Linked DNA regions of Homo sapiens: region 2 is linked to region 1. The links are chromatin loops, found by intact Hi-C in ENCODE. Cell type or tissue: Calu3. All regions are shown on one strand. Each heading gives the region's core, and the rest is flanking DNA. Links, peaks and the distances in the headings are about the cores only.

The links. A loop is a pair of places that touch in the nucleus more often than their neighbours do. Peaks named below come from ENCODE experiments on the same cell type or tissue, not always from the same donor. Only the 100,000 strongest peaks of a DNase experiment are listed, where the experiment ranks them.
Region 2: it touches region 1 in a loop (2.7-fold over the local background); 3 of 110 quality-filtered maps call a loop at or near these places.

The regions. Positions count from the first base shown.
Region 1 is chr2:164,706,535-164,722,200 of GRCh38, reverse strand. It overlaps COBLL1 (cordon-bleu WH2 repeat protein like 1), which reads left to right. Exons shown (of 14, transcript NM_001365672.2): 7 at 1-126. Among named protein-coding and RNA genes, the nearest start is that of SNORA70F, 27 kb to the right of the region's middle. RefSeq lists a cis regulatory region at 10,339-10,352 and an enhancer at 10,273-10,417. In Calu3, for the core only: a CTCF peak has its summit at 4,992; a DNase peak (open chromatin) is centred at 4,980.
Region 2 is chr2:164,590,728-164,606,856 of GRCh38, reverse strand. The region is part of intron 2 of GRB14 (growth factor receptor bound protein 14); the gene reads left to right. Among named protein-coding and RNA genes, the nearest start is that of GRB14, 23 kb to the left of the region's middle. In Calu3, for the core only: a CTCF peak has its summit at 6,682; a DNase peak (open chromatin) is centred at 6,696.

The DNA.
Region 1 (15,666 bases), core at 1-8,000:
AAGAAGAGGCGGGCTCCACTGCCCCCGATGCCAGCATCTCAGAGTGTCCCCCAAGACCTTGCACACATCCAGGAGAGGCCTGCTTCTTGTATAGTGAAATCCATGAGCGTGGATGAGACAGATAAGGTGTGTAGTTTTGTTTTCTATTTTGTTTTTTTGGATGAGGCAGTGTACCATTTATTTTTCCTCTTACCTAACATCTTTTCTAGGTAGACTAGTAAGAAGTAGTCCTATAACAGTTGGTAATTAGTAACAGTTACTAATATGTAATAAGATGAATAGCTCATTCTAAGATTGGTACTAGGAATAGATCTTCTATGTACATACAGGTCTGTGATGCAGTAAAGGATAAATGTCCATTTTAAGTAACTTTCATATTCAAGCAAAAAAAAATCTGAAAACCTAAAGTCTTGGTTTACTAAGGCCTAACTAGGGGCTCTTGCTAGGTGCATGTAATAGGAATGGAAATACAGTCTTTATTTTTGAATAGTTCTTTTTTATACAGTAACACAGTCTTTGAGTTGTGTTCATGGGTTTCTAACCACACGTATTTTCTTGACCTGACTCAGATTCTCCAGGGAATAGCCTGGTATCTACCTAGTACATAGATACTCCACAGTGAAAAAAGAAAATGAGCCTTTTTATATAGAATATATCACAGTTACCTTTATGCACCCTTATCTTCAAAGCACAGTTCTATGTGTACCTTTTTCTCAAAGTTTCTTACTATTACACACCTTTAATCTCAAATTTTCCCTGAGTTTGCCATTTTGTGGAGATCCATTTGCAAACTACTTTTCATGACTAAACAATCTGCATATTCCTTGCTTTATCCATGTGAAAAATAAATGAATTTTTAGGTATATATGATTGAAGATGAGACTGTATATATTGTTGCTGGTAATCAGAAAGAATGATTTAAGTAACTTTGAGAGCAGATTTTATTTGGAGATAATTGAGACACTGAGAAGTTTTCTTGTGTCTAGTTGAAAGATTTTGTTTCCCCCTTGGGGGCTTAGTAAATGCAATGCTAAAGTAAATTAACTCTTCCCAAGCACCTGGTACACATTTCTGTGCTTCCTTTACTTAAAAAAAATTAACCATAGTTTTAAAATGTAGTTTATAGGCTATCATACATGCAACTCAAAGAGATAGAAATGAATTTTGAAAATGCTTAACCTCAGTACTTGGAAAATTATCTATTAAGTTTCTTATTTCTATGAAGACTTTCTTGTCTAATTTAGTATTTGTGGTATAAAATCTCATCTTATAAAATCTCATCCAATCTCACAAATCAGGAGGATAATGTTTTTGTCAAGTTATAGAGTCACATACTGACAAAGAATTTGCAGGGTAACTGCTTGAGAGTTGGGAGAATCTTCACGGAGAGATGATTCTTGAGTTCACTCTTAAAATATGTGTGGGAGTGCATTAGGCCAAGGAACCCTGTTAAGAGACGCAGGAATGTGAACACGATGGCTTGCCTGGACATGAGCAAGAAACAGAGACTGAAATTAAGCATGGTAAGCAGGGGTCAAGTCAGGGTCCCAAAGACTTTATTTTGTGCTTGTAGCCCTTTTAAATTTATTCACAATAAGAAGTAGCATTTTTAGGGTTGTTGTATCATAGAAGAGTGTAAATTATACTCTTGAGTAGCTACCTTTTTGCATATATTAATATATATAGAAATATACTTTAGCCCATGCTCACAAATCTTTATTCCAGCTGTCCTCATCCAATCTATTTCAGTAAACTTCCTTTGTACTTGGCTCCCCAAGAGGTCTATGTTGTCTTTCTAATAGTCTGTTTCTTAAAATTCTGGGCTGTGCCACCAGTGACCTCACTGAAAGCTATTTCTTTTGATTCTCTCCCTCTGCTCTGTGACCAGTTGCTGCCCCTGTGTTAAGTAATCTTTTTTTTTTTAGTATGTTGCCTTTGGCAAACTACACATCTTTATACAATTTTCTAATTATTTTTTCTTTTGATCTGGACATCTGGATAGTTCTTTGATGTATTGTTCAGTAGGACCCAGACTTATTTGTCTTTCCCTAGAGAAGCTGAAGAACCATTTTTTATTTATTCATTGCAAAAATTCTTAGTGATAAAGCTGTAGTGCACACAAAAATTCATACCTTCCTAGGCATCTCTGCAACTAACTTCTTGATATATTTGATGTGGTTAATTACCCCCTTGGTCTTGATTTGTCTTTTTCTTCCTTGGTCTTGAACCTCTTCTTATATCTCAGCCCTCTTCTATTTTTTTTTTCTTGTCACTGTTTCTTTTATTCATTTTCTAAATTTGGAGGTACTAAATCCATGGTCTTGGTCTATATTTCTGCACTTATTCAGAGAAGACATCTCTTCTTTTTTGAGTTTGTGGGCTGATGGTTCTCAACTGTAGTGGTTTGAATATGTTCCTTGCAAAAGGTATGTCTGAGCTCTAACCCTTCCAAAACCTGTGATTCTGACCTTATTTAGAAATAGAATTTTTGCAGATGTACTTAAGGATCTAGAAATGAACTCATATTGGATTTGAGGTGGGCTCAAATCCAGTGGCAGGTATCCTTATAAGAAGAGGAGACACACAGGCAGAGAGACACAGAGAAGGTCGTGTGAAGACAGGCAGAAATTGGCATTATGCTGCCACAGCGAACCATTACCAGGAGTCAGTGGAAGCTGGAAGAGGCAAGGGAGGGTTCTCCCTAATGCCTTCAAAGGGAGCATGACTCCGCCAACACCTTGATTTCAGATTTCTGTATTTCAGAACTGTGGAAGAATACATTTGTGTTGTTTTTAGCCACCCAGTCACAGTAATTTGTTAGGGCAGCCCTAGGAAACTGTACATCAACTTCGTAATTCCAGTCTCGGTATTCTTCCAGTTGCAATTTGAATTCACAGTTGCTATTGACTCATGACTACCTGGAAGACGTATTTAAGATCCGAATCATTGTTTTTCACCAGACTGAAAAGCTCAAGTTCATCTTTGTTTTTTTTTCTTTTTACATCTAATTAGAGACAAATCCTTCATTCAGTCTCCCTTCATGATGTCTTTTATTCCCTCTGCTGACATCTTTTGTAGAGAAATCCAGGACAGAGTATAAAGAGAAAACCAGTACTTAATGTGTCTTTGAAATTCTCAACGTGGCAAGCTGCTGCATTTGTATTTCTTAATTATCACTTCTCAGTTCAGAAATTTTGCATAGCTTGTTGTCATTTTTCTGGGCATCCAAGATCCTCTACAGAATGATTACAATTTTACTTTTAAACTTTTTAATGCCTCCTCATTGATAGGATAGGATACTTCTATCTCTAACCAGAAGATTTGACTTATTGTTGCTGATGCAAAAATCCTGTGTTCTGTATCTTTTCAGAATGGAATGGCCCCACTTCCATCTTCTTCATTTCTACTTACCCATCCAAAGGATGTCCATTCTTTTATCAGATTCATGGAGAGTTTTCTGAAGATGCCAGCGCAGAATAATCTTTACCTTCTCTGAATTTGTTCCTCTTGTCCCTTTTTATTTTCTCTTAATTTGCATTATGTATAGGTTTTATATGTTATTCTAAAGATAAAAAGAGGAATACAGTAAAAATTCTCCTTCCCTATCCCCCACCAAGTTCTCCTGCCCAGAGGCAACCACTGTTAACAGTTTCTTGTGTGTCTTTCCAGAGATAATGTATGCATATTAAAACCAATATTCATGCTAAATATTTTTTTTCCTCAGGTGGCCATATACTACATGCATGTTATACTTTACTTCTTGGTATGGAATTATTTATTCTGGATATTCTTAGCAGTTCATAAAGGGCTTCCCTTTTCGAAGGATTGAATAATATTAAATTGATGGGTATAACATGACTTACTTACCTCATCCTCTAAAGATAAACTTTAGGGTTGTATTATGGCTTAATGCTTGCAGCATTGTTAAATTTTACCTTTTTCTTTTCCCCACCCAGAAGGCAGGAATTGTGTTCTCCAGCAAAATTCTGTAACATGGTAGGTGTTCAAGAGAATTGATAAGTAAACATTAATCACTGCTTTCATAGCCAGGTATAGTATATACAATGAGAATGTGTCACACTTATATCGTAAAATTTTAGTATGTCATTCATATATCTGGTAAATTTTCAGAAGTACGTGGTTAACTTAAAGATTGCTTACATTTACTTTTATGGTAATTGGACCATGTAATTTTTAGCAATATATTTCTTAAGCTTTTATAGAAAAGCCAGAATTTAGATAAGGTTATATTGAAAACTTAAGGTCCAACTAAACTATACTGTACATTGCATAATGCATATAAATATAATTGATCCTTGAATTAAAATTGTTTATAGCCCAGGCTTGATGGCTCATGCCTATAATCCCAGCACTTTGGGAGGCCGAGGTAGGAGGATCACTTAAAAGCCGGGAGTTCAAGACCAACCTGGGCCACAAAGTAAGACCCCTGCCTCTACAAAAAATAATAAAATAAAATAAATCAGCCAGGCATGTTGGTGTGTGCCTGCAGTCCCAGCTACTCAGGAGGCTGAGGTGGGAGGATCACTTGAGCACAGGAATTCAAAGCTGCAATGAGCTGTGATCTCACCACTGCACTCCGGCCTGGGTGACAGGGTGAGACTGTGTCTTTAAAAAATAATAATGAATTTTAAAATAGTAAAAATGTGGTTTATATAGCCAGATGCAAATATTCAGGAAATTCAGCAAAACATATGAACGTACAAGTGAATCATACTTATTTCACTGCTTGCTTGTTTTAAATTTAAAATCAAAGATGGTCATTATCACTATAAACGTTTGTATCTATTTTAACAATTTAGTTTTCAATTTGAAAATGTAAAATATCACTATTTTTAGTGATTGAAAATGATAGCATGTTGAGGAAAACATAACTTGGAAGAAAAATATGTATGACCAAATTGGTTCTAAGTATGTGAATTTTAGACACTTTTATTTAATTTTTATTGTTCAGGATACAAAATAAACCACAAGGGTGCGCTGTTTGACAGAAGTACAGTATTCTAATTTTTCCATTTTTTTTCTCCAAAGCACATTTTAATAAAGCAGAAAGAAAATATTGGAAATAGTTACATTGCATGAGAAGTAGAAAATGCTTATTCATGCGGGTAAATAAAGCTAGAGAGATAAATGTCAGTAACACATGACAAAGGGATTTATAATTAGCAATTTTATTCATTTTGAGTTTTTAATGCATTTTCTTGTTCTTTTAAGAGCCACAGAAACTATGTTTGCCTTAGTCAAGGTTTACTGATGTCAGTAAATCTGTAGCTTAGGAAAAATTTTGTCAACCACATTTATTTTATATTTTTTGGCTGTCTATATTTAATAATTTGCCTCATTCTTCTAAGATATTTCTCAATATTAGCAAATTAAAGTATATGGATGGTGTTTTTTTAGAGCTTATACTGAAAATGCTCACATAAAAGGCTGTTGATTTGCTGAGCTAATTTTGACAAACTAACTGTGCAGTTTCCAAAGACTATTCAAAGTTAGCCGAGATAGCAAAGATCCAAGTTAGCAAATGATTTAACCCAAGCTTTCTTAGAATATTTCTGCATCTAAAATTATTTTTTCCATCTAAAGAATACATTTTGAAGAACACATATTTTACTATTATTGCTGCAGTATCCTTTCAAATCCCTAAATTTCTATGTACCCTCTTTCACATTATTTCAAGTCTCATGTCATTTTTCCTATGAAGGTGAATATATCATCTTCTATGAAAATGTTCATTTGAAAAGAAAACTTTCCCATTAGAAATTTTCTGGCAGTATTTCTTGGTAGTTTTTGAGCATTTTTTAAATATGATTTTTCCTGATGATTTGAAATGCCATTTGTGCAACAAGACATATAATAGATCATGCTTTATTTATATGAACCATATAACATATATTCTTATATAAAATGTACACAGTTATTTACGATAAGATTGTCATTTGTGAAATGGGAAGTCAGAAATTCGATTACATTGACTTAAATTGAAAGTGACTTAGAATTCTCAGATAAATCTAAGTTCAGAAATCTAGTTTCTGCACCGTATCTGCTGACCAAGAGTTTATGAAGAGCACATTTAATAAAATCAATGGCCAAAGGATGTTCTGGTCTTATTGACAAATTAGCCTCATAAGCTGATTTTACATTTGAATAAGTGGAAGAAGAGTCAGGGAAAAGTATTTGGTAATCTTGACCCATAGAATTCACAGAACCTTTTGGAGAATTTTTCATTTGGCACATTTGGTGTGACTGCTGCTTGGAATGATGGATATACAACAGCAATCAATTTTTCTCCTGGCTACGGGGATGGCACATCATTTTCTCTGGGATATTACATTGTGGCTGGAAACACTGTAAGAAATGATCTTCACTGGGCATTTTATTTTATCTCATTTTGCATCCTGCTTCAGACAAACACTCAACTATTGAGAAACGGAAACTCTTTGCCATCTAGTATTATGCAAGTGAAATTTAATACCTAGAGTGTTAGTTTTAAAATAACTGACTTAATTTTTTAAATGTTTTACATTATTCATCTTTTATGCAATTTTATATTCTAATATATATCATGGTTTATAAGCAGATAAGATGATGTATTGTCATATACTTATGAAATGTACAGGTACATATTTTGCTATTTTACTTAATTTTAATCCTAGTTATTTTACATAGAGTATGTAAGGTTGTACCCTCTGTTGTAATAGAGTATGTATTTGCAATGTTTAAGAAACATCCCCCTTTTTAGATTTTTACACAGGTTGTTATATTTTATTTTCCCCTCCATTTTCCTCTTATATTTATTATATAGAAAGTGGACCACCATGCATAATTCTACAATTGCCTAGGAACAGTGGTTACCATGGCATTTGCAGTTTGCTGTACAGAATACAGCTGTCTATACTTCCAAAAATATGACTGGTTTCATTCAGTAGAGAAATGTACCAACACAGTATAATATTTAATCTGCTCCCCTTTTTAAGGCTTTCCTAGATATAATACATACTTTGCCACTGTAGTTTTCATCAGATTTTCAAAGGGTCATAATCACAATAACAAAAGCAATGGTGAATGCTTATATAATGCTTACTAATGTTTCAGACAAGGCTCTAAGAACATTACTTATTTAATCCTTATGACAACCCTCTGGGCCATTACATTTTAGGTTTCTGACAGTTTTAGCCTAAAAGAACTATGAATTATGAGGAATTAATAAGTTGTTAAACTTTAAGGAAAAATATATTATTCAAAGAGCAGTAGGTCATTTGTGGAATTAATATGGATTTCTCATTCTTGTCTATTAGTATGTAAAAAGTCGTACCTCTCTAAAATAACATGCTGAGTTAATAAAATAGTATTGAAAATAATTACTGTTAGGAGGCTTACTTTACCAGTATGAAGTTTACTTAGCCTCTCTATCTCTGTGATGTTTGTGACCTCATGGGAAGATTTGCATTTCTCTGGTAACCAGCATGTGTTAACAGAGGCCAGGGCAGATAGAAGCAGGCCTCTTTTCTGGAGCCACAGTGATAACCTTAAGGTGTCCCTGGGATAAGCCTGCTCCCAGCCTTAATTGCCTTTCTGGATGAACTGAGTTGGCCCCAGTTTGTTTGATTGACTGTAGCTTCACTCTGGTATAGGTCCTAAACTCGGTTAACTTCTAGATTATTCACATTCTCCTACCCTGTGGCTAAAAACACCTCTATCCTCATCACTGTGATCACAGGGAATCATGGTTACCACCATTCCCTGTCTTTTAAACTTGATCCTGAGCTCTGCTTTCTGGTGGTTCATCCTGGTTTTTTTTTTTTTTTTTTTCATCCAAGATGTACCATTGAGCTAGACCCTCATCATTGGGCTTTTACTAAATGCTGTATGCAGAGGATTATCATGAGTAAGACTTAGTTTATATACTTTATCAGAGTATCATAGGGTTGATGAAAGCACGGATTGCCTCAGGAAGACAAATGGAAAAAACTTACAGGGGAATAACATGGGATTTTTTAATGTGTGTGTGTGTGTGTGTGTGTGTGTTTCTTTCTATTGTGCCTAGACAAGGGCTGGAAAGAAGAAGTCCTGACCTGGCCTGAGAGAGAGACTCCTGAATTCTACTAATAGGTCTATTATCTTCTTCTTTGCCGTTGTCATTTTTTTTCCTTCACCTTTGCTGAACTTCTCTATGACTTAGTTTTCTCCTCTGTAGAATAAGATTGTGTAATTAAATTTCCCAAAGTCTCTTCCAACTCTAGTATTACAAAATTATGCTATTTTGCTATTTTTTAAAATTGGCCTCTAACAGATGAACGTGCTTGTTTTGGTTTGATCAACGTTAACGAGATGACGGTGTCTAATCCTGGCATTACTCCTCTGAGGATTTCAGAAACTTAAAGTACAATAACAAAATAAAACATTGACTGACATCTTTCTTCCCAAACTCCTGACTGTAACACAAAAGTTAACACAATTGCATAGGTATTGCATTACTAAAAAGAGGTAAAAGACTTGATATTTGATGACGACATGCTTAGGTTAATGAGTTTGTTAACCATGGTAACCATGTTACCATTGACTAATAATGAGTTTTAAAGTAGATGACTTTAAGAGAAATCTAGTGGCAAGCTTGGCCACTCAGAATCCCCTGAATGGGTTTAATTTTATTAACCAAAAAGGTACAAGTTACTGTTGGTGGTGGTATTTAGATCACATATAAGTGAACCTAGCTGTAACCTCATTGCTTCCTCTCATAATATTTATTTCAGCAGATTGGTAGGAGCAGCATTAAAATTGTCCACATAGTGATAGCTGGCCTAGTGTAGATGTAAGAGCTCCAGGCCCTGGTACTGCTGACCTATTTCTTCTCTCGTTATTATAGTTGTCTGGGATCTGACATGCCACCTCTATTCCTTATACCCCTTCACTCTGATGTTATATGACTTTTCTTAATCTACAAAACCTAGGCAGGCTAAGATTTTCTATGCCATCAGTGAAGAATCTTAAAACAGGTTTATATAGAGAATAAGAAAATAGAATGCATAAGCCCTAGATTTTCAGGAGTGTGGAGGAAGTGCCATCCAAAGAGGAAAAGGATGTAGCACAGGGAGATACAGGACATCAGAAATAAACTTCCCCCACCCCACCAAAAGATAACATTTTATTTTTACAAATCACAATAATATAACAAAGAAACTGGCAAGTATGCTTTCATACAATACAAGCCAAAATTTGCATGCACGTGTGTGTGTGTATCTATGTGCATCATGTATATACAGGTGTAAAAAGATACACATATAACAGTGGACACCAAAACTTCTATGAGGCGACTTTTATTTGGGATTTAGTGATTTTTTTCCTCATCATTATATACATTATTTGTGTCTTGTGAGATTGAGCTAATTTTATCACATCAACCATAAAACTGATTTAATTGTGATAAAAACTCACAGCTTATTTTGCAAATTCAATACAAGACCTCATTCTTCTAAATTACATTTATTATAGTGTAATAATAATATATATAATAATGACACTTTAAAATTGACTTGCTTGTCTAAGTTGTAAAAATTTTTTAACATTCTTCCATCAAGAGTTAAGAGTTAAAACTTGACCCTCAGATATATGAAAAGTTCAGTTATTGGGACACAATAGCAAATACCATAAATTAATGTCAATTTATAAGATATTTTATACTATTTAATAGTGTTTATTGTGAATGTCCAGGTTGGAGAAGAATAATGTGAGTCTGTCCCTTGAAAAACAAAACATGAGTTTTAAGACAATTTCAAGGGATTGTTTACATTCTCTCCACTAACCCCACCCTTTTCCACCTGTGAAAATCATAAACAGAACCAACAGATTCTATTAGAAACATTTAACATTATTGAAGTTGAGCCTCTATGTTTCTATCCCCTGAGTGTTTTTATTTTCCATATGTATTCTTTCATTTAACTCTTTAATCCAGGATACGTCAATTTCAATGACCCACTTTTTATAATTCAACTATGATTAATAAGTGATCTAATAACTAGTACAGAGCAAGTATTCAGTAAATCTCTTGAATGCCGTTTGATTCTATTTTCTTCAGCTAAATTTAGTTGGATTTTGAATCAGGAAATTCTGATCTGGGTGTGAATTCTGGGGGATTAACAATCTGGCATGGTTTTCAACCTGACCTTGCCACTTTCATTAGTAGATTCTGTTTCTCCTTGTGGTATTTTCCTTTTTACAGACCATAAAATTCAGTGATGTGCATTCCTGTTAGAAGTGCAGTTTTCATTAATGGCAAGCAGACTTATCAGTGACTCTAACTAAAGTAAATAATTGAACATCTCTAATGATTAACCAAAGCAGTTTCCCCTAGTAAGTAGAAACCTCTGTGTTTTCTCATTTTGTAAAGCCTTTAGACTTAATAAATTTTAATCTCTACCACTTTTTAAAATGTAGTCATAATTTGAACAAAGTAAATGTTTGTTGGTAGTAAAAGCTGAAGACAGTTATAAATGGTTCTTTAATTTTTCACATTAAATTTGCTTATGAGACATTTCAAATGTATGTACTATAATACATATCCATGAATTCATCACTGATTCAACAAAGTAGTGTTAAATATTTAACTTTTATTAAAGTCCTTTAAAGTATGTTGAAGAGACCTGAGTTGACTCAAAGGTGGAGATTTTTAGACCCACAATGAATGTTTATACAGTAGACTAAGCATTGGTTCCTGAACATTGGGCACTGTTGAGTTTTAAGGTTAATTATTACTGAGACTGATTCCAATAGGACTCTTACCAACACAGTCACCAGAGAGTACAATCTTAAATACCTCCTTTTACCTATGCTTTTTACTCCAACATCTGTATAACTATAATTCTTATTTTATTTGCAGAACACTTTCATGTACTTTAAAACAGACAAATTGCATGTAATAATATCAGCTGATGGTTATGAAGCATGTATTGTATGCTAGGCACTGTGCTATGTATTTTACATATAATATTTCATTTAAGTATCCCAGCCCCTTTTGACATAGGTGCTAGTACTTTTCCTTTTCATGAATGAGGAGGCCGAAGGTCACAGAGACAATAAATGGCATGTTTCCTGGTTCAACCGCTTGTATTGACTCCAAAACCCATTTCTTTGGGAATCATTGTAGTGGGTCGCCTTCTACCTTGCAAACTCTCTGTAAGCCTCTCTCCAACTAGACAAATTCAGATTCAGAAATAGTGGGTAGTTTAGCTCTGATGAATGCAAGAGCAGAACTATTGGGAGACTCTTTGGAGCATACTCCTAAAGTGCACAGAAGAAAATACAGCTTAAGAATGCTGCTGCTGGCCGGGCACAGTGGCTCACGCGTATAATCTCAGCACTTTGGGAGGCCGAGGCAGGTGGATCACAAGGTCAGGAGTTCAAGATCAGCCTGGCCAAGATGGTGAAACCCCATCTCTACTAAAAATACAAAAAATTAGCCAGGCATGGTGGTGGCTGCCTGTAATCCCAGCTACTCGGGAGGCTGAGTCAGAGAACTGCTTGAACCCGGGAGGCGGAGGTTGCAGTGAGCTGAGATCGCACCACTGTACTCCAGCCTGGGCAACAGAGCGAAACTCCGTCTCCAAAAAAAAAAAAAAAGAATGCTGCTGCTTAGGGATCAGTGGTCTTCCCAGCCTTTTAATTTAATTTAATTTAATTTTTCAGCATTCTAAATTCATGATGTGTATTACTTAAATATTACTTAAATGCTGTGGCAGTTTAGTAAGGCTGCTTTTAGCATTAGTCATTCCTGGGTTTGGAGCCTCTCCAGTCTTGCATGTTAGATATGTATATTCTCTGTAAATCCCAGTGTATACATGTGCTTTCCTGGCTACAGTCTATTTAGAAATATCGAAGTCTCCTAACTTAAATGTCCCTTCTTTTCCTGCAGACTTTACCGCGCCTCCCCAAGAGAAGGTTTTTTAGTAGATGTAGAACATCTCTTTCTCAAGTCCCAGTTGTTCTTCCATTTTGTGTTAAGAGTGATGTTTTAGTTAACACACAATTTGATTTTTATTTGATTTTTATTATCTTAACTTCCCTTGGCAATTTCTTAAATAATTGAAATTATTTTCCAAGAGTCTTCATAAAACCTCTTGCCTCTGTGTCTTATGACAACAAAAAATATATATATTAAGCTATTTCCTTGAATGTTAATATGAATATTACTCATATTTCAAAAGAAAATTTACATTTCTGTCCTTCATTAATCTGTTGGTTATTATCTAAACTCACTATTCTTATTTCTTCAAAACTCTTGCCTTTGCACGACTTATACCAGTTGTTAAATTTACATTTTGTCCTCAACTTTAATAAGTTTTAACCATTATTAACAGCGTAAGTTCCAGTTATGACAGACCACATAATTGTACGTCGTATCAATTAGTGACAATCATGTTCACTTTCCTCTAATGTCTTTTTATTTTTATTTATTTATTTATTTATTTTGAGATGGAGTTTCACTCTTGTTGCCTAGGCTGGAGTGCAGTGGCGCAATCTTGGCTTACTGCACCTCCACTTCCCGGGTTCAAGCGATTCTTCTGCCTCAGCCTCCCAAGTAGCTGGGATTACAGGCACACACCACCATACCCGGCTAATTTCTGTATTTTTAGTAGAGACGGGGTTTCACCATGTTAGTCAGGCTGGTCTCAAATTCCTGTCCTCAGATATTCTACCTATCTTGGCTTCCCAAAGTGCTGGGATTACAGGCGTGAGCCACGGCACCCAGCCAATGTCTTTTTTCTTAGCCTCTTTAATTCAAATTTCAGCTTTAGTAATGCATATCCATTTACCATCATGATACCCATGCACAACATGGTAAGGGTGGTGAATGTCACAGAATAGGGTTGTAAAATAAATGCTTCCCCTGATGTCCATGGCTTTGTGTTTTCAATATGCATTTCCCCCAGTTATCTTCATAAATGCTGTTGAAAAAAATTTAGCATTTATAAAACTGAAATATGTCTGTTTTGACAAATTTTAAATTCTTTATCCATAAAAATATAAATACTCTGTTTTACAAAAAGCTAGCTTATTTTAAGACCTCTAGCCTGAATAATGAAATATATGAGTCTATGGTTATTCTGTCTTTAGTTATGAATAGGCTCATAAAAATTTGTGAGTCTGTGTATATTCCTCCATTTTTATTTCTATACTGTCTGCTTTATTATAACCAAAATATAAGAGCTCTAACTCCCAAGTAGATACTCTCATTGAGAAATTCATGTCATGGCTGCTTTTATCATGGAAAAGACCAGTAAGTGACAAAGATTAGGAATGTGACCTAAAGGTGAACACATTTTTATTATACACCTCATGAAAGCAATCAGTTGAAACAAGGGAAACATGGAACTAGGGAGGAAAATCAAATGCTCTTGTTGCTTCATGCTTTAAGCTACCACTTATTGATCACCTGTTGCATTCTTACTGGTAAACTAGATCTGCCATAGGAGTGGAGCATGGCTTTAATAGGGCTTTACAGAAGTAAATCCGAGAAATAAAATCACATCTTCTACTGCTTTTGATTTGTAGACAATTATTTTTTTAAAGTGAAGGGCCATGTTCTTTTGGGAGAACTTTTGGCCTTTTTTCTGATGTTTCCTAAATGTGTTACTCTTAAGATATCAAGGGAAAGTTTTAGAACAGAAGGGCATTATCAGTAGAAAGATTTCTATTTAACCTTTATATTCTATTCAAAACAATATTTAAATACTGGCAACTCCTTGGTGCACTTCTTTCTTACCTTTTTGTTGCAGCGGGCCCTTGTTTTGAATTATTTCAAACATCCATTGAGAATCCACCCCCATGCCTACCCCAGTCAGGATGATCATAATATTTAGTCAGAATTGACTTCAGTGACTCTGAGACAGAATCTGAGTTTGGGTGGCAGGCTTTAACTCATTTCTTGCTGGATTATAGAGAAATCTGAAGAATTTTGGAGGAGGAATCAGAGTAATGGGATGGGGTTGGAGGCAGCTCTTTACCAACTAGTAGGAGAGAAGTTTAACATTTCAACTGTTGGTAAAATCTCCCTGGTGCCACCTTGTCGCACCCCCCTGTTATGAGGCACAGTTAGTGGGTTTATGAGAGGTTTGTTCAGTGAAGCTCCTGCCACTGTAGACCTAAATGTTTCTCTCCCTGTTGAAGTGACCTGCCTTCCTCTTTAGTACCTAACACAGTTGGCAAAGAGCATGGCTAACTCAAACCCTTTTCTTTGGGGGCAGGCTTCCCTTTCTCTCTGGCAGGTATATTAAAAAATTACAAAATAGTAAATTTGCCAAATTTTTCTTGGTGTGTAGCAAGGCATAAAGACTGAAAAATATCTTATGAATTAGTTCACTTCCCTTAGAGGTACCTACGTTGTCTTGTAAGACTAGAATGCCCCAAGCTTTACACGTGCCCCTGGTCTGAGTATGTCAAGGTCTTTTATTTACAAATGAAGATGGCAGCATATCATTCATTTTTTTATTCATTCAAGGAGTATTTACTTAGAACCCTCTGTGAGCCAGACATGGTTCTGGACATACAGCAGTGAGTGAAATAGTAGGGGAAAAAAATCTCTGCCTCTGTGGTCAACCCCAGTGGGAGCAGACAATGTACAAGGCAAATAAGTCAACTGTATAGTATGTTAGAGAGCAATTAAATGCTCATCATAGAAATAAATCTAGGAAGCAGGGATAAGAAATGTTGGGAGTCAGGGAGGAGTTCATTGAAAAGATGACATTTGACCGGGTATGGTAGCTCATGCCTGTAATCCCATCACTTTGGGAGGCCAAGGCAGGCAGATCACTTGAGGTCAGGAGTTCGAGAGCAGCCTAGCCAACATGGTGAAACCCCATCTCTACTAAAAATACAAAAATTAGCCAGGTGTCATATTGCATGCCTGAAATCCCAGCTACTCAGGAGGCTGAGGCATGAGAATCACTTGAACCTGGAAGGTGGAGGCTGCAGTGAGCCAAGTCACCCACTGCACTCCAACCTAGGTGGAGAGTGAGACTCTGTTTCAAAAAAAAAAATGACTTTTGAGAAATGGCCTGAAGAAAATGAAGGGACACCGAGTTATCAGAAGAAAAAGCATTCCAGGCACAGGGAGCAGTAAGGGTGACCACCCTGTGATGGAGGAACTCTGCCGGCACATTTGAAGAGCAGCAAAGAGGCCAGTGTGGCTGGAGTGGAGTGAGCCATTCCATTACCAAAGGAGAGGCCAGAGAAAGCTAGACACCGGGTTGTTAATGGACTTATAAAGGGAACTATTAGTGGGTTTTGACCAAAGTTACCTAATCTGGCTTACATTTTAATAGGATCCTTTTTTCTGATCTTATTTAAAGATAGCAGATTCTTTTTGCTGCTATGTTGAAGGACTATAGGGAAACAATGTGGAGATGGAGTCTAATTAGGTACTTCCTAATGATGAGTCAGACAACATAGTAGCAGTTAAGCTGGATGTTGGATGTCTTCTAAGGGAAGGGAAAAAAGGGTTGACTCAGTGTGAGATGTGACAGATACAAGATGAGGGTGAATGGAAGGATGACTTGTTCTTTACTAAGACAGGGAAGGCTGTGAGAATAGGATGTGGCAGAGGGATAAAGAGGAATCATCATGATCTCAGTTTTAGACATGCTAAATTGAAGA
Region 2 (16,129 bases), core at 2,680-10,679, 120 kb after region 1:
GTGAAACACAGTATTCAGATGAAAGGGCTACTTTGGTATTATTTAACTGTGTATTGGCAAGACTCTAGCCAGTATCTAGTTTCTCTTTAGAGCTATTTTGCATTATATTACAGTAGTCTTACTGTGCTGTGCCAAGGAAATTAAGATCAGCTGGAACACTCTGTAGGTCATTGGCTTGGAATCTTAGGGCACTGGGAACTTGATGTTTTGTTTTAATGACCTCATTTAGGCGAAATCTGCCTTTGTCCCAGAAGCCTAAGGGGCCCTTTACAAAACCATGCCTGCACCTTGGGAAAGATATAGAAGAGGTTCAGAGAAAAATGACTAAATATTTAAAGGTATTGGGTCAACCTCCATGTATAAAGTACTTTATAAATTAATTGACTCTTTAGTCAAGAAAGACAAAGAGGAGTCGTAATGAAAGTCTCTTCAATACAGATTTACCCGCCAAGTTCCATGATATCTGAAACATACTTTTAAAGTTGAAGGATGTAATTTTAAGAAAAATTGAAAGAAGAAATGATTACACATCATGTAGGGGCTTATGGGTATTGTGTCGTGGCAAATGATTTCTAAAAGGGATTTCTAGGGGCAATCACTCTTGTGGAATGATGGACCTCCTCCATATTTCTCAAAGTGGGAGTATAAGATGCATATATGCATATGGGATGTGTGGGGATTGTGGGAGGGCCATATGGGAAGTTGCATGATAAACATGGAACACCTTTTTGGAACGTTAACTTTAATTGAAAATATGGGAAAAACATTCTTATATTAAAATAAACACTCCTGTATTTATGAGTAGAATACATAATGTGCATGAATTTTTAAGAACAAATTATACGCCTCAGATATTCTTACCCTGAGATGGCAAAGGCTGTACAATTACTTTCTTTTGCATGTTGGGTATCTCTGGTGGAAACATTTGAGAAGTGCTAGTGTAGTTTTCATTTCTGTGGGAAGTGGCTCCTTGTGACTCTCATGAGGGTTGGATATCTCTTTATTCTTTAGCCATAGTCCTTTCTAGAGCTTCTCTGATTTTATTGGTATCTATATCACTACCAGTAAAGATATTGGGTTTTAAACATTTGAACTATTTTCCTACTTTACTTTTCTGCAGCTTGGCAGGAAATAGCTCTCAACTAAAGTCTCTGAAGACCACCTTATTCCTGAAGACCTACTTTTGAGTCTTTGTGTTGATGTCTGAGCAGTTTTAGACATTTTGACTACTTTTTCCTTCTTGAAATACTTTCTTGACTTCTGCCTCTTAAAGGTTCTGTTGTAGGATTTGAGTGTTGGTATTCCTTAGGGTTTTGTCCTAGAACTTCTTGTTTTCATTTTACTGCCAGGATGATCTCATCTACCTCCACGGCCTCAATTGCAGTGTGCATGTAAGTCTAGGCTAGATCTGTATACTGGGCTGCCTGTTGGATATCTTCATTTATACGGTCCATAGACATCTCAAACTCAGCAGATTCCAAAACAAGTGAATACTCTTCCTCTTAAACTTGCTTCTTCTCTCATGTTTTCCTTCCCTGGAAATAGAATATACTCTTCCTGTACTAGAAAATAAGATATCTTAGCTCTTCTTTGGCTCCTCTTTATTTCTCTCTCCTCATCCAGTTGGGTACCAAGTCCTTTGGGAAGAACAACTCTTGGATTTATCCACTTTTCAAAACTTCTCTGCTATTGCAACAGCTCAGGTCAAATCATCTCTTACATAATTACTTTGAGACTCTCCTCACTGGTACTCTATTTTTAGTAGTTTTCTACTCCTAGAGGTGTTGTATGCTTACATGTTTTTATTAAGGAGATAAAATTCATTAAGCATAAAATTAGCCATTCCCAAATCTACAATTTACTGGCATTTACAATTTACTGACATAAGTGCATCCACAGTGTTGTACCACCATCTCCTTTGTCTAGTTTCAAAACATTTTCATTGCCCCCAAAGAAAATTCTATACCCATTGAATAGACATTCTCCATTCTCTTCTCCGTCTCGGCCCCTCGCAACCACAAATCTGCATTCTGTTTGTATGGATTTACCTATTATGGATATTTCATTAAAATGGAATCATATAGTATGTGACCTTTTGCATCTGGTTTCTTTCACTCAGCCTGTTTTGGAAGTTTATCCATGTTGTTGAATGTAATACTAGGATTCTCACCGTGAAGTAATTCCAAACAGTTAGAGAACTAACTTTTTTTTTTTTTAAGAAAGAAGAGATTGTTCATACATGATTGCTTCTGCTTTGTGTCTTTGTTCTCAATCCCATTTTATTTCCCCTTTTTCCTGCTGTGAGGGAAACACTGTTCTGAGGTTGGTGAGTATCCTTTCTTTCCATGTTTTTATGCCTTTACACATATAATACTATAATGTGTCCTAATGATTTATTTAAAAATATATTGTATGTCTATCTCTGCAACTTGTTTTCGTTTGACATTTTTGATTAATCCATATGAATAAATATAAATCACTTATTTTAATTTTATTTCATTGTATGCATGTACCACAATTTTTTGTTTACCCATTGAAGAAAACTGAGAATTTCTCAATTTCCATCATTAAAGACCACACTATAATATACATTCTTGTGCCTGTGTGCAAGGGTTTCTCTATTGTATGTATTTAGAAGTAGAATTGCTTGGCTGTAGACAGGTGCATGTTCAGTTCTACTAGGTATTGCCAAATTGCTCTCCAAAGTGGTTGTGCCCACCAGCACTATATGCGTCTCCATTTCCACACTTTCTCATCAACAGCTGGTATTTTCAGAATTTAAAGTTTTTGCCAATGTGGTGAGTGTAATGAGATTTAATTACTGTGTTCATTTGCATTACCTTGATTATTTGTAAGGTTGAGCATCTTTTTATTTGCTTCTGTCCATTCTTACTTCTTCTTTGTGAATTACCTGTATTATTCTGTTGCATTGTTTGCATTTTTTAAAATGACTTGTAAGAATCCTTTATATGGTATTGATAGCTATCTTTTTGCAACTGTAAACATTGCAATTATCTTTTCTCAGTAATTGTGACTTGCTTTAACTTTGTTTATAGTGTTTCTTATGATACAGAATATTTTTGTTTTAATTTAGTTAAATCTAGTTTTGTACTTTTGTGTGTCTTATTTAAGAATTTTTCCCTCTCTGTCCTGAATATTTTTTCGTCGAGTTAATATATATATATTTTTTTTTTGAGGTGGTGTCTCACTCTGTCACCCAGGTTAGATTGCAGTGGCTCGACCTTGGCTCACTGCAACCTCTGCCTCCAGGTTCAAGTGACTCTCCTGCCTCAGACTCCAGAGTAGCTGGGATTACAGGTGCCCACCACCACACCCAGCTAATTTTTGTATTTTTAGCAGAGACGGGGTTTCACTATGTTGGCCAGGCTGGTCTCGAACTCCTGACCTCAGGTGATCCTCCTGCCTCAGCCTCCTAAAGTGCTAGGATTACTGGTGTGAGCCACCGCACCCGGCCTCATGTAGTCATTTTTATGTTTTACTTTACACACTTGGGTTTTTGACATAGCACAATTTATTTTTTTAGGATAGGAATTTGATTTTTTATCCAATGACCATCCATTCATACTAGCACCACTTATTAATCATCTTTTCTTTTCCCAAAGCTTTTTAACATTTTTTCATCATGTATTAAGTTCCCCTTTTCATAGGTGGAAGCAATAATGCTAAATGGCTAATCAAATTATCTTACTCCTAAAACCATTCCATGAATACCCCTCACTCTTCAGATACTGATTTAAATGGGACCCTGAGGTACTATACAGCTGGACCACCTCTCTAATCATGCCTCTAATCCTTTCCATCTCATACTCTGTGCTTTGACCACACTTAATTTTTTTTTAGTTTTGTACAATGTCTTTCTTTTTCTTACCTGACTTTGGTCTTTACATGAGATAGATGTTCAATCTTCCTGCATATCTCTTTTCCTTAATCTTTAAATAGCTAGCTTCAAATAACATATCTTTGAAGACTCAGCTGCAAGAGTCTTCTCTTCCCATAATAGATATATGTTAGGTGCCCTGCTTAGGGATAATCTACCAGGTCAATTACATTACATTATTAGTGTTCCACAATCCAGGAATCTCTGGGGGCAATAGGGATCAGTTGGCTTGGATTCTGGATTCTAGCCTTGTGCCGGGCACATACTAAGTCTTCTGTATATACTTGCTGAATGAACTGAAGTTTCAGATAACACTCTCACCTAGAGTAGGATTCATTTTTAAAATCTTTGTTAGATGATCATCTGTATAATCTCCTCTTGAGCATTTTCAATGATAGTGAGCTCATTAGCTTATAATCAATAAAATCCTTTTATAATGCTTTCTTATGAAGTACGTGTAAACCAAGTTTGTCTGTAATTGTAAGGAAAAAAATAATTGCACATTTTTTTCAGGATATTGTCTCCATCCCTATGTAAATCTCAATTTTGACCTATTATTCCAGCATGTCAAGATATTATTGAATTTTGGTAATTTCAGTAATCATCTCTCTCATCATTTCCTTATATGTTCATAGGTATAGAAGATGTTAGTGTCTTCATTCAAGAGTTAAAAGAAAGACTGTATTACTTGATTAAAATTACAGAGATAGGAAGTGGCAGAGGCAAGGTTTGCAGACTCCTAATCTCCCTTCCCCTCCCCTCCCTTCCCTTCCCTTCCCTTCTCTTCCCTTCTCTTCCCTTCCCTCCTTTCCTTTTTTTTTTTTTAAATTTAAAAATACATTTGGAGACACACAAAAAGTGTTTTGTTTTATAAATAGGCCAGGCCTATACTATGGATAATATTGCAGAGTAGAATTCCAAAGGTGGGCGTCTCTGATACATTACTCTTACATGGTATAACCAGTGTGCCTGAAGGGAGCAGAACCGGTTTTAGATTTATATAAAGTTTCCTTTCACTGAATGTTACCTTGGACTTGATTAGTTTATTTCTAGATATGTAAAATTATAATAATTAAACAAAATTTAAATATAAAAATATTTTTTACTTCTTTGGGAAAAACAGTTCTTCAAAACTGTTAAGATTGTATCCTGAATTGTGAAGGTCTGCAGTTGTAAAGTAGTGTGATTTATTTTCTCTTTCACTGGCTTATAAGGGTGCATATATCGTACCTTTATATTAATGATGACACAGTTTCTAAGATAATTTCAAATATGTTATTTTTATTCTTTTAATATCTGAATGTAATAAATGGAATCCTTAGTTTTGTCCTAGTTTTGCAGATGGAAAAACACAGGGTCAAAGATCAAGGGTTAAATATACAGATTATGCCTGAGAGAGCCAGGACTTGAACCCAGATTTTCAGATTTCAATCCCAGCCCTGCCTATCTAACACAAAATTCACAGGTAGAATTCTATTTAGAAACTACGTTCAAAATACCTTCTCTGTGCTTTCAGTATTGTAGATGTTTATATAGTGAAAACAATAAAAAGAGTTGTCCTTTACACCACCCATGAAACCAACCTTAATATGTTCTGATCTCCCTCTACCTCCATAGTGTTTTTCTTATGGTATCGGTATACTGCCTTTATGAAATATCAAAAATCCTTTGTATTATTGTTTCAGAAAATGTCAGAAATCATTGTCGTTATTATTATTATTATTATTTTCAATTTATAAGATTTTGAATGACTTTCAGAAACTGCTAGGGAAATTGGATCATTCTAAGATCAGGATGTATTCTTACTGAAAGAGTTTAGCTGTACTCTGGGGTGTTAAAATTAACTTTCATTGACAGATCCTTGTCTGGGATTTAACTGAGATTTAAGTCAGTAAAAATTCTGCCCTGTGGCCTAGAGAACAATTGGACAAAGTAGATGAAGTGGAGAGGAATGTATTTTCTCAACCTTTTTTTTTTCCATTGGAAAGAACCCAGGTCACTTGCAGAGACGGTAGAGATTTGGCAATGGACTGGTCCTGCTGTTGTGTGGTCACTATTAGCAAGCCAAATACTCATCATTATAATAAATGTGGGGCTATAAATATCAGTGCAGAGAATACTGGGTCTTAAAAGCATGGAATCAAAAATGATTTAAGTATTTAGAGATTGAATTAAATTCCATTTAAAAAAAGAAATTAATAAATCTTTATTTTACTTGTCAATATAATTATCCTTCCATCTTAGAAAAGTTGTTTTACATGTAATGCTTTAGGATGGCAATTCTCAAACCCCAGTGGGCATATCACATGCTTAGAGTATTTGATACAAGTGCAGATCCCTGGGTCTCATCCTTGGACACTCTATTTCCATAGGCTGAAACATTAAAACCTTTAACAAGTACCTGCCGGGAGATTCTTATAATTCTGGGGCAGCTTGACTCTATACCACTTTTGAAGAAACCCTGATATAATCTGATTGAATCAGGGTTTGAAATAATGACATTTCTCCTACAGAAGGAGTGGTCAATCAATACAGGAGGAGCTATTACTCATACATCCACATGCTTTATATATGTGAAGTTCTATAATTTTTTAAAGGATAACCATTGTCTACATCTGTTTGCTTCATCTCAAAGGTATTAGAAATTGCTTGAATTTTAAATTGCATTGCTTTTAAAATTAAAGTATATTTATTGTTTAACAAACAACCTCTATGGCAACGGGAATTGCCCTTTCTCTATGACTCCTAAAGTGGTTGCTGAAGTAGATCACACAGGGGGGCGCTGTTTAAATATGTTTTGTCTGTGGATAGTTCCAAATCCATACAGCAGAGGGTGCATGCTTTAAATGACACAAGGAACCTGTGACCTGATTGTTTTAGTTTGAATTATTCTAGGTTGCATTATCAATTTAATTTAGACTATTAAAGAAATATGACTTGCTGAAACTTATTTAAGTAAGGATCATGTGAAGTTTTTATAAGTTAATAATTTAGACATGTATTCAAATTATTCTGGTTTCTTCGTGTTTTCGCATTACATTATAAACAGTGGCTCTAAGTAGCATCTCTTCTATGTTGGGTCTTTTCTTTTTTAGTCATAAGAATTAAGATTCTGATATGCAAAAGTGCTAGTTGATTATAAATCTACAACAGACAGATATCTTCTACAGATGATTTGTTGTGTAATATTTTATAGTGTTTTGCCTGAGAATTGAAGATATATGTCATTCACATCATAATATGCTATTTTTCCTCCTTCCTTCCAGACTTAGTGCATATGCAAATACTTTCTTTAAAACTTGTTCTTTTTAGGTAGCATTTTCCCATATATGCTTCTATCAATTCTCTATTAGTTACAGTAGAATAAATAAACTTGAGCTTGGTTAATCAGAAAAGCACTGCCTACTTTGTCATTCTTTTTGTCAAACTGTGAAGTTTTCTGAAGGTAGCGACTGTTCCTTATTCTTTTTTATCTCTTCAGTTTCTGCTATGAAACATTGGATAGAGTAATGAGTGTCACTGCTGGTGTCAGTTCCTAGATATAGTCTGTGGTGGATTAAAGATGGTTGTAAATTCTTTACTACATTTCTCATTGAGAGAGGAAATCTATGTCCTATCCTCTTGGAAGGCTCTGATTATTTTACCCATACGATACTTTGGCAGTGATAGTGTGACCATTTCTGGTCCAAGGCTTTGATTGGCTTTGATTCCATTTCCTGTTTCTTAGAATACTCTCTTTGGGAACCCTGAGCTACCTTATCTGAGCCCTCTCTGACTATATCGAGGCACCGTGCTGGAGAAGCCATGTGTAGATTCAGCTGCTCCCATCTTTTCAGCCATCTCTGCCAAGGTTTTAGACACGATGGTAAAGCAAGGTTGGATGGTCTAGACTAGCTCCTACACCAGCTGCGTGCCTTTTAGGGAAAGTGACCTTCACTGACACCATGTAGAACAGAAGAATTGCCTAGATAAACCCTTCTCTCCAATTCCACAAAGTCATGAGATGTAACGTAAGCGTTATTGTTTTAAGACACTGTTTTGGAGCAGTTTGTTAGTGTGATAATAAGAGATCCATAACACAGGCTAAGTTCTGGAGAGAAAAGTAGATGGTGGCAACTGGAAGGAAACTTGGAGAACATCTTATTTAACCACATCCATTTATAGGGAAAAACTGTTTTCCAGAGAGATGAAGTGGCATGCTCAAGGTCATCTAGATGGCTATGGTCACTGTTAGGACTCTTATCTGACTTTGTTGCCCTTGCCTTTAGAACATCCTGTAAGATCGTTGAATTTTTTACTTTAAAACTAGTAAGCGAAGACCAATAAATATAGCCTAGAGACACCTGAAGACCTCCTACCATGCCAGAAAGAACTTTGCAGTCTCAAAAATACCAGGTTCCAGGAATACCCTGCCCAACAATTTTGTCCTATGTAAACGATTATAAAAAGTTACATTCCAGTGTAATTGTACATTTAATTTAACATTCAAATATAGTAAAAGATACTAGAAAAATAATCATGTGCACAGATGTATGCTATCATATGTAAACAATCACAACATTTAGGCAATTTGTATGCCAAAAATTCTGTGGTAAATTTGGGAGCTTGGAATGCATTTTCCCATAGAAACAATGCTATTCAAAATTCAATTTAATACCTAACATACCTAAAGTATAGTACTTGAAGTTATCACCATAATTATCAGATTTCTTTGAGGAAATGCTTTCTGAATGCCAACTTGTTATCTACGGACCCATCAGTCCAACCCTTCCCTTTATTTGGCTTTGGCAGAAGGACTTCCTGTTTGTTGAGCAATGGAGGATAGCACCGTATATCTTGCTCTCAGGACCAGCTTGCAGAAGATGTCTTCTTAGGCTTCAGGATGAAGGGAGAGAAGGTTCTAGGGTCTCAATGCAGTGAGAGAATGTCCTCTGCTTGGTGAAGAAACAGCATGGTTCAGGACTTCTTGTTGGTTAAATTTCTTAGTTCAAGTCAGCTCTTGGTGATTCCCCTCCGCTCCCTATTTTAAGTATCCTAGGGACTGGTTTACTTGCTTTCCTTTCTATCTGCCCAACAGCTTCCTCTTTCCAAGGTATCAATTTTGAAACTCATTAGAGAACAGGATGAAGTATTTCCATTTTTCCCTATGTTCCTGTTTCTAAAACTAAGAAAGTGTTTTTATTTTTTGCTTCTCTTTCCTTGTCTCCTCCCACTTCTCCTCCTCCTTCTTCCTCTCTCTCACTCCTTTCTTCCTTCTGTCTCCCTCTCCTCCTCCTCCTGTCCTTGCATCCCTCCCTCCATTCTTTTTCTCCCTGCCTTTCTTCTTCTCTACCCATTGTCTTATTTTTCTTAAAATCAACCCAGCTTCTTTAATGGTTCGAGAATTGTTAGCTAGTATAGTTAATTAAATTCCTCAGTTTATTTTTAGATTTAGGGAAAGTGAGTGGCATTGCTCTGTATCTTTGTTGCTTGTATAAATAAGACAAATTGTAAGTGTTCCTACTAGATTATAGGCATTTGAAAGGAGGGGCTACATCTAATTTTTCTTTATAATCCCTATCACATAATTTTGAAATGCTTAGCAGTATTTATTGTGCAAATTAAATATTATAGCTACAGCTTCTTTTTATTAATATATATCTGCACTATGAAAGAGGGTGAAATGCACTGAAAATTATTTTGACATCCTGTAAATCCTTGCACATTGCCTGTGTTTCTAGTTTGTATATTGTATATGGTAAGTGTATGTGAGGTTATAAAGTCAAATTTTGCTGTTGATTTTCTCTTTTAGCTTTATTTTTCACTTTTACTGATCGTGTTTCACTGAATTCACTTTCACTGATATTCATGATGCTGAGGAATTTTCTTCTTGGGATACAACCAAACAGTGGAACTGTGTAATGTTATGGATTGATGTGGTCAATTAACTAGTCATAAATAGGATATCTGACATTTAATCCTTCCGTTCCTTAGAGTTAGATTAAATAAATGAAGGTTTTGTAGATTATTTCAAGGATTAAAGACTAGATCTAGGAATCATTTTTTTTTTAAAGCTGGTTTTTTGATGACAAATGAACTATAGTTCTTTACTCAAACAGAATCATTTGCACAGTGAGTGACGGTTCCAGCTTTCCCCAAGGATAAGACAAAAATTGTGGTGAAAAAGTTCAAGGTAATGTTTGAGTTTATTGTTTGCTTGAGCCTGATTTGAAGTGTAAAAATAAGATGCTAACAAGTCCCAAGTTGAAGAACATATTATTCCACAAAATGTTTTCTTTGTGTATTTATCAGTATTTTACTGTAGCCATTCTAAACTATTTGCTATTTTTATCTTCTTAGACCAAATGTACTTTAAGTAATTCCTCAAGTCATCAAGAGGGAAAACACAGCTATGAGAGAATCCTACATAGTAATTTTAAAATAAGATTAGAATAACATGTAAGGAAACTTTTTAAAAAGGACTTTGGTTTTTAGTCCTTTCTCTCTCTGTCCTTTATTTTTGAGAAAGCTGGCATCTTAATGACTTGAGGGATAATTACTTGTTTCTCATGTTAGGGTTCAGGATTGCTCTGATTTTCCTTGGTGCACAAATATTTTAGGAACAATATTTCAAAAGACAAAACAACCCTTACTGCTTTATTGATGCTTGGTTCATTTCTGTTACGTATTTAAAAAGTAGCTGGTTATGTTACTTCTATCACTGTATGGTCACTTGTGTTTGGGAAAGACTTATTTGTGATTGTATGTTAAGCAGAATGCCTACAGTATATTCTAAGTTGGGGGTTCACGTTTAAGTACAAATATAGAATTCAGTCTGTGTTTCTATCTCTTTGTTTTTGACGGAGTCTCCCTCTGTCATCAGGCTGGAGTGCAGCGGTGCAATCTCGGTTCGCTGCAACCTCTGCCTCCTGGGTTCAAGCGATTCTCCTGCCTCAGCCTTCCGAGTGGCTGGGACTACAGGCGCATGCCACCAAGCACAGCTAGTTTTTGTATTTTTAGTAGAGACAGGGTTTCACCATGTTGGCCAGGATGGTCTCGATCTCCTGATCTTGTCATTCGCCCGCCTTGGCCTCCCAAAGTGCTGGGATTACAGGCTTGAGCCTCTGGGTCTGGTCCCATTGAGCAAATTCTAATTAGATTCATGATCTTATTTCTGCACTATTGCAATAGTCTCTAAGTGCCACCAACTGTTCTGCCAGATCATACCCGTCTCTTCTTCTTCTGTTATTGCTAGAGTGCTGTCTATAAAAACTCAAATCTGAACCTGATATTCATCTATGAAAGTCATAGCTGAGGGACATCTTAATGACATTAATTCTTGAATGGCTCCCCACTGCCTGTAGAATAGAACCTAAGCTCTTTACTGTTTCTTACAAAACCCTCTGTGATCTGACTCCTGATAGCCTTCCCCTGGCCTCTGTTTCATCCTACTCCACATCTTACTTCCCCGTCAGGCTTAGTTTGCTGTCCCAGAGTGAATTACCCCTTTTCCTAGATAGCATTTCCTAATGTCCTCAAGAAAAACAAATCACATACTCCTTAGGCCTCACTGTGTCCATTGTGTTTGTTTGTTTTCATAGCATGTATAACATCTGTGCCCCAATAGTTTTTTATATCTGCTTTTGTCTGCCACTAGACACTCAGATTGTTGAGAATAGGGATTGTGTCTTACCCATTGTTAGCGCTGAGCCTTTGGCACAGTAAACCTTTAAAAAGTTGGATGAAAGCATGAGTAGGCTTACCAAACTGAAAATTCTTAATGTCCATTTGACTACATAAACATTGGTTTATTGCAAAATCCTTTGCATGCTCTCAAGTATTTGATCATCTGGATTATTTTATTCTTCCTTTGATTTATCTAATAAACACATGTTTTCTTCCCTCTAAATACAGATACTGAGCTGGGCACTGGTGAATGAAACAGACATGGACCTATTAATGGGTCTAATATTGTCTGATTTAAAGGGCAAAACCAGGGTCTAATATTGTCTGTTAAAGGGCAAAACCATTTTCATGAAGAACCTTTAGCTGAGTTATGGCAGAAACAGACTTTGATGTTTACTGTAAAGTCTGACCTTGAAGAACTACAGGGATACACTTTTCTTTGCCTCTTCTTGAAATGCTGTTTTTATTTTTGTCAATTTCCTTTTGTTATAAAAGTTTAAAGGAAAATATTTAGTGGGTAAGTTAAAATGTGTACACGATACTTATGGTAAAAAATGTCTAGCCATAGAATCACTTATGAAGAGGTTTAGGAAGAAATGGATTACATCTTTCTGCTCTTAAATGTGGCGACTTCCATTAACACCCTGGAGCTTGTCAAGTTATGGGTGAGTCCAAAGTTCTCTGTGCACCTGTGGTAGATAATGAGCATTATTTAAAAATTTCTGAGTAAATAATTACATACAACCTCTGTACTTTATAAGACAGAATATAGGGGAAAGCATCCTGGAGGAAGAGGCCAGAAACGTAACTCTACGCATGGCTTTGACAGTCATCAACAGACACTTTACATGTTTCTTCATCAGTAATATACATATGATAGCCATTCCATTTATCTCACAGAGTATCATGAAGATTAAATATGAAAATAGCCATGTGGATGCATCAAATTATTTTGTTTCAAAATAATGCTTGCTTAAGTAGTCCAGAAATAAGTCTTATAAAAATGAGGGAAAGCCTCTTTTGTCTTCCTGCATCCAGGGCAAATACTGCCAAAGGAGGTAACCCTTTTTTTTGTTGAGCAGAGGGTTTTCATCAATATTCATCTACTGTGTTGTGAGTCAGCACAAGATAGACTTTTTTTTTTTATTAGACAGACTGTAACAGGATACTTTAGATGCTATCTACTGATGGAAGCTGAAGATTTTTAGTTTTTGAATAGACTCCCCTTCTCCCCTACTGACAATATGGTCACATCAAAATTTTTTGTTAATTCTGTTAATATGACTATGTAAATATCATTCAGTACTGCATAATGTGTTATGATTATGCTCTTTTGTTGTGAAAACATTCTGTTTTTCCTGTAGTTAATAATTGCTTTGTTGTTCCATTTGCTTCATTTTCTTTGATTCTATTTCCAAATTTATTCTCCTCTCCCAAGAAACGTAAAACAGTCTTAACATAAACTTCCAAGTGGCCAACTGTGCAGGGACTCTGTTAGTTCTGTCCTTCACCTGAAGGCATCCCTCCTGGAAATTTCCATTCTTCTGCCTCTGTTCTGCCCCTGCCGAGAGACGTTGCTCTCTAGGGCTGCCACGGTACTGTCCTCACCTTGGGATTTTGCTTTGCCTTTGTTCTGGGAATTCCTTTTTTCTCTCTCCTGTATTGGATTCCCTGTTTCCAGGGTCTCATGATTTCTTCCTTTTCCTCTTTTTGTGGTGGTGTACCTAACTGGGGGAAGGAGGAGTAATTTTTCTGAGTCTTTATTGGTCTGAAAATGCCTTTATATTAAGTTTACAACTCAGAAATACTTTTGCTGAATATAGAATTCTAGTCATTTTTTGCTCAAGGCATTTTAAAATTGTCTTTTATTTATATACTGTTAAGAGTTCCAATTCATTCTCAATTCCAGCTTGCCATCTTGAATCTTTAAATCCTATGAAAACATATTCATTCATTTATTTACTTGATTTTATTTTTTTAGTAGTCAGAATGTATATATAGTTTAATAATATTTAAAATACATTAAAATTATTCACTGAAAAGTCTTGCTCCTGTTCTCATATTTATCAGCACGTGTCACCTCCCTCAATACCTACAGGGATTTGCCTCCATTAATGTCTTTTATACATCCCCATGTACTTACTTATGTAAATATAAATAATTGTAGTTATAGGTTTATTATAAGCATATTCTATTTGCTTTGCCTTTTGGCTTAATGGTTTCTTGGTGCCTTTACAGGAAAGCACTTTAAGAAGTACAGACCGCTATGTAACATAAAGTAATTTGTATTAACTCATAATTTAGGATGGGTTTTTGCACACTTGCAACTACATGTTGATTAAACAAAAGGCTTATCATGGGGAATGACAAAGATGGGAATAACTGATCAGAAAGGTAAGGGCATGGAGGCAGAGTTGAAATGCTTTGAGAAAAGCAGAGCAATATTAAAAGGAAATAAGAGACATGGAGGTGGTTATGTAGAACAACTTTCATAAACTGAGGAGTATTTCCACATTTGAAAAAAATTGTTGGTATGATAGAGTGCTTTACTCTATGTGGAGCACATACAAAGTAAGCAGAGAGAGAAGTCTTACAATGTCATTAGTCATGATTCTCTTCTTTCAGTTTTTTAGATTGTGAGTAGGTTTCCATGCACATGAATGTCAGACAATGAAGAGGAAGGCCATATGAATACTATGTGTCTAGTGGCTGATGCTGGCCACAGACTTGGATCCCAGCCTGGTGGTGCCCAAGAGGTAGGGCCTCCATGTCAGAGCTGGCTTGTTTAGGGTGGTTCCCAAAGGTTTCACTGGGTGTATTAGTCAGTTTTCACACTGCTGATAAAGACATACCCATGACTCGCTGGGCATGGTGGCTCACGCCTGTAATCCCAGCACTTTGGGAGGTTGAGGCAGGCGGATCACAAGGTCAGGAGATCGAGACCATCTTGGCTAACATGGTGAAACCCTGTCTCTACTAAAAATACAAAAAATTAACCTGGCGTGATGATAGGCACCTGTAGTCCCAGCTACTTGGAAGGCTGAGGCGGGAGAATGGCGTGAACCCGGGAGGCGGAGCTTGCAGTGAGCCGAGATGGTGCCACTGCACTCCAGCCTGGGAGACAGAGTGAGACTCCATCTGAAACAAAACAAAACAAAACAAAAAAAAAACCCATGACTGGGTAATTTATAAAGAAAAAGAGGTTTAATAGATTCACACTTCCACGTGGCTAGAGAGGCCTCGCAATCATGGTGGAAGGTAAAAGGCACATCTTACATGGTGGCAGGCAAGAGAGAAGTGAGAACCAAGCAAAAGGGGTTTCCCCTTATAAAATCATCAGGTCTCATGAGACTTATTCACTACCACAAGAACAGTATGGGGAAAACTGCCCCCATGATTCAATTATCTCCCACTGGGTCCCTCCCACAACACAAGGGAATTATGGTAGCTACAATTCAAGATGAGATTTGGGTGGGGACAATGCAAAACCATATCACTGGGATCAGTAGTCTATGAAGCAGGCTCTGGGTCAAGTTTACCAAGTGTGTCAGCTCAGCCTCCCAGAGCAATAGATACTGCTTTGGACAAGGCAGTAGGCTCAAGAAATAGTTCTTGAGGATTAGTGAGGAATCATGGGGAAGTTAACTGCCCTAAGGCCTTTGGAAACCAATGGCCCTCAGACCAACAACCCTGGGAATTAGAGAAGATCAGGTCTCCCTAGACCTGTACTCTGAAAATTAGCAAATTAACAGAATGATATTGTAGGATGCAGTTGGACCTGAACAGAATAGCCTTTTCCCTTGACCTCATTTATTGAAGAACACAGTACTATTAAGGCACCCTGGGCCTGAGGGTCTATTATAGGCATACTCTAATTACAGGCACCTCTACATGAGGTGTTATTGGTTGGGGGATAGAAAGAGAATAGCAATTTTTCTTTTTGACCTTCAAGATTTTGTCACTCAGTAAACACTTTTAATGTAATGTTTTGGTCAAAACCCCTTACTTAATGGACTGAAGTGGAAGGTACTTCTGTGGTATGATGACAATAGAAACAAAAGCTAGTCTAATCTTCCTGTGTGCTCTTTCTCCTTCCCTAGTCTTAGAAAGTCTTTATATTCTACACAAATGATTGATGTGGAAGAGTATTTCTAACTGCCAATTTATCTATTTAACTGTTGTTTTGAGAGGAAAGCTCAGTTAAATACACAGACAGAATTTCTGTGCATAATCTCCAATCAGCTTTATATTAGAACTGAAAACAGTTTCTTAGTGCTAACAGACATTCATTAGGCCAAATAATTTTGCTGTGTTAACAAACTGTATAATCAATTTAGGATTGCAGCCAAGTATTAGCATGTTATTCCACATGTGACTTAGCTGTTTTCAAAATAAATCAAGTGGCAGCTTTGCAAACATGATTTAGAATAGCGGGACCAGTGCAGTTGTATATTCAGAGCATTTTAATATGAAAATAATGGAGTTAATATTTTCTATTCAAATAATGAAGAAAATGATTGTATCTTATTTATGAAAATTTAAAAAGGTGAAACCACTTGTACAAAG